Regions from separate parts of the Homo sapiens genome. Here region 2 is linked to region 1. Evidence: read pairs that join two places in POLR2A ChIA-PET (ENCODE). Cell type or tissue: Panc1. All regions are shown on one strand. Each heading gives the region's core, and the rest is flanking DNA. Links, peaks and the distances in the headings are about the cores only. Region 1 overlaps SUCLG2 (succinate-CoA ligase GDP-forming subunit beta). Region 2 overlaps SUCLG2-DT (SUCLG2 divergent transcript).

Region 1 (2,922 bases), core at 180-2,679:
CACTACCATCACCAAGGTTACTATCAAGAGTCTGTAGGACTCTTCAGCTGGGCACAGTGGCTCACACCTATAATCCCAGCACTTTGGGAGGCCGAGGCAGGAGGATTGCTTGAGCAAGACCCACTCTCAATTTGTAAAATTATATTAAAATTTAAAAAAAATTTTTTTAAGAGTATATGCTTCTTTTGGAGCAGATTTCAAGAATTCTGGTGCAAACAAAGTCAACTATTAGTTATCTTATAAAGTTTATTTTCATCATTTCATTCTAATTAACTATACTTAATAATTTGCTCCTCAATATGAATGAAAATTTCAGCAGTATTCTAGCTACAAGAGTCAGTAAACCATTGCCTACAGAATCTAACTCATCTGGATAAGCAAACTACTCAGTCACTATTTATCTCTTTAACTAAAGGTTCATTCAATCTTTGGGCTCTCATTAGTATTTCTTAGTCTTTTCCCTGCCAAGTTCATGCCAGTAAACTTGACAGGGCACAGTATCATGAAAATGGTATTTTTCATATTTATCTTCCTCAGGAATCTGCTGAAACTCAGTGCAGACAATACCTGTCTTCCAATTCTAACCACATGTTTGAGAATGTGCACGTGTGTATATGTCATACTAACCAATCTTCCTTTTCCTATTAGTTCCTGGCTTTACTACTTAATAGCTGTGCATTCAACCACTCTGTGCCTTTAATCCTCAACTGTAAAACAAGAATAATAAACAGGATTGCTAGGAGAATAGGATGAGTAAAGTGCTTAGGGCATCTGTCACGTAAGGAGAGCTCAGAAAATATCAGCTATTCTCATCTATTATACTATGATTTTTGCGATATTCAACACTGCTTCCAACATCATCATGAAGAGCCAGCAAAACAACATGAAGTGACCTAGGACATTCAAATACATGACGAAAATCTTCATGACACACCAGTAATTGTGCAAAAGAGGTAGGAACTGTGGCAGAACCATCACCCTTAAAAATTCATATCAAATTCCTGCCTTGGCTGAGGCTTTGCACTGGTTATCAGTTTTTCAGACCTCTTGCCTGCCTTTCAAAGCCCAACAACTGTGAACTAAGCATATGAAACTGAGACAGGCAACTGAACAGTGGGAAAAGAGAATATTTACATTGTGTGTATCAGACATAAGTGAAAAAAGCTGAGATCCCAGTGAAGAGTGATTCATGGGTGACACATATTCAGACTCAAACTGCAAACTCTGTCTCTTGGGCAGCAGCTCAAGTCTTACTTTAGTTCTTTTTTACTTTAGCTGGGCCACTTACAGTCAGCCTTATGCATGTGTTGTTCATGAAATACCTTCTGATTTGGTCAGTTTATACACAGAATCCAGGACTCCTCCTCTCTGACTCTCTCCTTTCTGAGACACCCTCCCACCCCCAGTTTCCCGCTGCTTAGGGATCCTGAACTCTGTCCTTCAGTTCTCCAGTGCAAAAAGACTACAGGTTTTCTACCGGAGTTTAGCCACCATTGCACCCTGTCATCAAGACCAAAAAGCTGGAAGTAAAAGCTGGAAGTAAAAACTGGAAACTCAAAGCAGGCCTTTTGTTTCCCATTTCAACTCCCCTCCTTCCAGTTTCGACTCCCCTCCAGGGTCTCCCAGCCTTTGGCACTTTCCAAAACCTTCAAGTACTTGTTTTATATTTTCTCCAAAGCAGATAGTTACTAGCTATGCAAAGCCCAGTCTGTTAAGAGCTTACATGGTCACACAGGAAATAGGATCTGTCAATGACACATATTCCAGAGGGATTCAAGCTCAAGCGGAGATGTTCTTTTCTATTCCACATAGCCAGGGAACACTAACTCATGAACAGGGACAATACTTTGAAAGTTCATCCTATTAAATGACAAAGAGTCTTCACCTTAGGAGAGGAAGTCACTTCCAAGCAGAAACTCCAAAGAAATGGGTAAAGACTGGCCAAAGAATAAGTCCAGGAGCTTGTTTGGGATGAACAAACTATGCAGACAGCCTGAGAGCTATGAAAACACACACAAAGTATGGTAATAGAAAGGGTCTAGAAAAGGAGAAGATTCTCATTCAAAGAGGTAGGAAAATGGACACCAAGGCAGAATCCTTTTTTTTTTTTTTTTTGAGACAGAGTCTTGCTCTGTCACCCAGACTGGAGTGCAGTGGCAGGATCTCGGCTCACTGCAAGCTCTGCCTCCCGGGTTCATTCCATTCTCCTGCCTCAGCCTCCCGAGTAGCTGGGACTACAGGCGCCCGCCACTGCACCCGGCTAATTTTTTGTGTTTTTAGTAGAGACGGGGTTTCACCGTGTTAGCCAGGATGGTCTCGATCTCCTGACCTCGTGATCCACCTGCCTCGGCCTCCCAAAGTGCTGGGATTACAGGCGTGAGCCACTGCACCCAGCCACCTGGCTAATTTTTTTTCTATTTTTAGTAGAGACGGGGTTTCACCGTGTTAGCCAAGATGGTCTTAATCTCCTGACCTCGTGATCTGCCCACCTCGGCCTCCCAAAGTTCTGAGATTACAGGTGTGAGCCACCATGCCTGGCTGGCAGTATCTTTTTTTTTTTTTTAGAATCAGCTGATAATGTAACTTACTCAGAGATCCTGGTGGAGGATATAAACGTTCAGACCCAAAACAGACAACATCCAGACCAGGGATGGCAGAGCCTCTTAACTCTGACCAGCTGGAAATGGCTGCCCAGGGAGCTGTAGAAAGTAAGACCTCAAGGCTTTGTCATGGTAGACATCAATAATCACTCAGAACAGCATCATGAGTGATTATTGATGTCTACGACAGGAAGAGAGAGGGGCAGCTCAGTCTCAGGTATTCACAAGCCAGAATCAAGTATAAGGTTATAGGACTTGAGAAGAATAAGGACAGATTTGTCAACATCATCATTATTAAGATTACTGAGTTTCTTCAATATGC
Region 2 (2,922 bases), core at 264-2,763, 150 kb after region 1:
TTGGAAATGCAGAAATCGCCCGCCTTCTGTTTTGATCTCGCTCGGAGCTGCTGACCACAGCTGTTCCTGTTTGGCCATCTTGCCAGCAATCCTGCCTCTCTGTTTATATCACACTTAGAACACTACAATCACTTTAAGAAAGAAATTGGTGACATTGAAATGTGTTTAGAGAAGAACTGTTTAGAATCAGGGGGAAGCACAAAAACATGACATATGAAGAAAAATAACCAAGAATACAGTATTTATCACAATAAAAATCAAGCTCAGGGTAAAATATATAGCTCTCCATGATTTTGGAGTGCTCCCATGTGTCTGAGGACTTAGAGTTGTTCTGTAAGACCAACAGATATAGTGTTTTTTTTTTTTTTTTAAAGGGATTCCATTTCTTTTAGGAAGAATTTTTTCAGATTTAGGAAATATTATTAATACTTCCAGGAGGTTTTTTTTTTTTTTTTTTTTTTTTTTAGATAGAGTCTCACTGTGTTGCCCAGCTCACTGCAACCTCTGCCTCCCAGGTTCAAGTGAGTCTCCTGCCTCAACCTCCTGAGTAGCTGGGATTATGGGATTACAGGAGGAGCCTGTCACCACAGCCAGCAAATAGTTGTATTTTTAGTAGAGATGGGGTTTCACAATGTTGGCCAGGTTGGTCTCAAACTCCTGACCTCAAGTGATCCCCCTACCTCAACCTCCCAAAGTGCTGGGGTTACAAGTGTGAAACACTATGCCTGGCCTTTCTTTCAGGAGGTAAGTTCTCTCTTTGTTCAGCTGAAGAGAGTTTAAGCAATCACTATGTAATAACTCAATAATTTTCTGGAGGTTTGAACTTCATAATTTTTTTCAATGATAACATAGAAAATATTTTTTCCTTTTGCTTCTTCCAGTGGCTTTATTTAGTTTATTTTTTAATTGAAAATAAAACTTTGTGTGATACTGTAGATAAGATACAGCTGTAAAAAATAATACAGAAAGCTCCTAGGTACCTTTTGCCCAGTTTCTCCCAATGGTTACGCTTGTCAAAATTATAAGAACTAGGATATTGACCATGATAAAATTCAGCAATCTTATTCAGATTTTCCAAGTTTTATTTATACTTATGTGTGTGTGTGTATTTGTGTGTATTAAATTTTATACCGTTTTATTACGTGCAGGTTCTTGTATCCACTGCCACAGTAATGATACTAACAGTTCCAACACCACAAGGATCCTCTTGTTGCCTTTTTATATCCACACTCACCTCCTGCTTGCCACCCTCCTTCTCCAACCCCCACTCCCCATCCCCTAACTCCTGCCAACTACTCATCTACCTCCATCTAAATTATTTTTCATATTTCAAAATGTTACATAAATGAAATTAACAGTGCTATGTAGCCTTTTGGGATTAGCTTTTTTCACTCAACATAATTTTCTGAAATTCATCTAAGTTCTTGCTTGTATCAATAGTTTGTTTCTTTTATTGCTGAGTAGTATTCCATGGAATGTACTTGTCACAGTTTGTTTAATCATTCATGTGTTGAACATCTGGGCTGATTCCAGTTTTTAGCTATTGTAAATAAAACTGCTATGAATATTTGTGTATGGGTTTTTGTTTTGGTAAACATAAATTTTAATTTCTCTAGGAAGTGTCTCCAGGAGTGCAACTGCTGGGTGTTATTGTGGTTGCATGTTTAGTTTTAGTTTTGTTTTGTTTTTGTTTAAGAAATTGCCAAGCTGTTTTCCAAAATGGCCAGACCAGTTTACATTCCCTGTCTGTCTTTTTAAACATTGTAGTTTATCTTCTGTTTGTGGAATCTTAGCTGGGCTAAATGAATCCCAGTGTGGGAAGGATTTTAGAAACCTTGCCAAGACACAAAAAATAAAGTATGTTCTGAACTAATCTGAAGAAGAGAAAATCTTGTTTAACTAAACCTGTCTATGTAACAAGGTCATAAAAAAGGCTACACAATAAGAGAGAGGATCGTTCTTTTGGATTTTCAGAGAAGCCTTTGTTAAAATTCCACATGACCCAATGCTACTTAAAACCAAAGTCATGGGGATTAAAGGGGAAATATAAAGAATCAAAAATCTAATTCACAGTGAGTTACGCAGGCTGCTTTGTGCCTGGATTCTTGTGTACTTACAGCTGTCTACAGCACATTCCATCTAGAGTTGCTAGATGCTCTCCTTTAAGGTGTTAGCTTTCCCAGACATGCTTTGATGTCCTAGCAGTACCAACGTGGGCAGAGTGTCATGGGCTGCAAGGAAATGGGAGAATGCTGACACTTTCTTTACATCCTATCAGGACTCTTTGGAATGAAAGATACATTTTAGTTATTGTTTTCATTTTGAGAACAATAAGCACATATAATTAATTATGATATTTACAGTTATAGCCACCATTTTGAGTTTCTACCATGTGCCAGGATCTGTGCTAAATTACATACATTATATACAGTTCTCAAAATCAGCCTTCAAAGAAGGTATTTTTTTAGATCTCCAATTTATAAATGAGGGAGGTTAGGTCATCAAGTTTAACCACATATATTCATTAGACTACTATGAAACAAATTCAAAATTTTTATTAATTTCCATGCTAAGGAATTCTAAATGCCCAGTTTCACCTATGACTTCTCTATCTACCGTGATTCATTACTGACTGCTGGGGGCAGGGGAAGAATTAGGAGGATGGGTAGTAGAGGTAGAGTGGCTTAAGGTACACAAATATAATAATCATAATTATAATCATATTTTAATTATGCCATCATTTATTGAGTTTCTGCTATGTGCTGGGATTTCTGCTAATTTTGATATATAAGGTCTTGACTTCAAACAAAAATAATCTTGTGTAAAACAGTCACGTAAATACATGAGGAAACAGGCTTAGAAAGGTGAAGTGATTTTTCATAAAGTCACACACCTGGAGAAAATTCTAAGATTCAATCAGTG

What was found. Peaks named below come from ENCODE experiments on the same cell type or tissue, not always from the same donor. Only the 100,000 strongest peaks of a DNase experiment are listed, where the experiment ranks them.
Region 2: POLR2A ChIA-PET joins it to region 1 with 6 read pairs; 1 of 35 experiments calls an interaction of 5 or more read pairs at or near these places.

Annotation. Positions count from the first base shown.
Region 1 is chr3:67,634,256-67,637,177 of GRCh38, forward strand. The region is part of intron 1 of SUCLG2 (succinate-CoA ligase GDP-forming subunit beta); the gene reads right to left. Among named protein-coding and RNA genes, the nearest start is that of SUCLG2, 19 kb to the right of the region's middle. In Panc1, for the core only: no CTCF peak of the experiment used is centred there; DNase peaks (open chromatin) are centred at 1,196 and 1,864.
Region 2 is chr3:67,781,989-67,784,910 of GRCh38, forward strand. All of the region lies in intron 3 of SUCLG2-DT (SUCLG2 divergent transcript), which reads left to right. Among named protein-coding and RNA genes, the nearest start is that of SUCLG2-DT, 130 kb to the left of the region's middle. In Panc1, for the core only: no CTCF peak of the experiment used is centred there; a DNase peak (open chromatin) is centred at 1,703.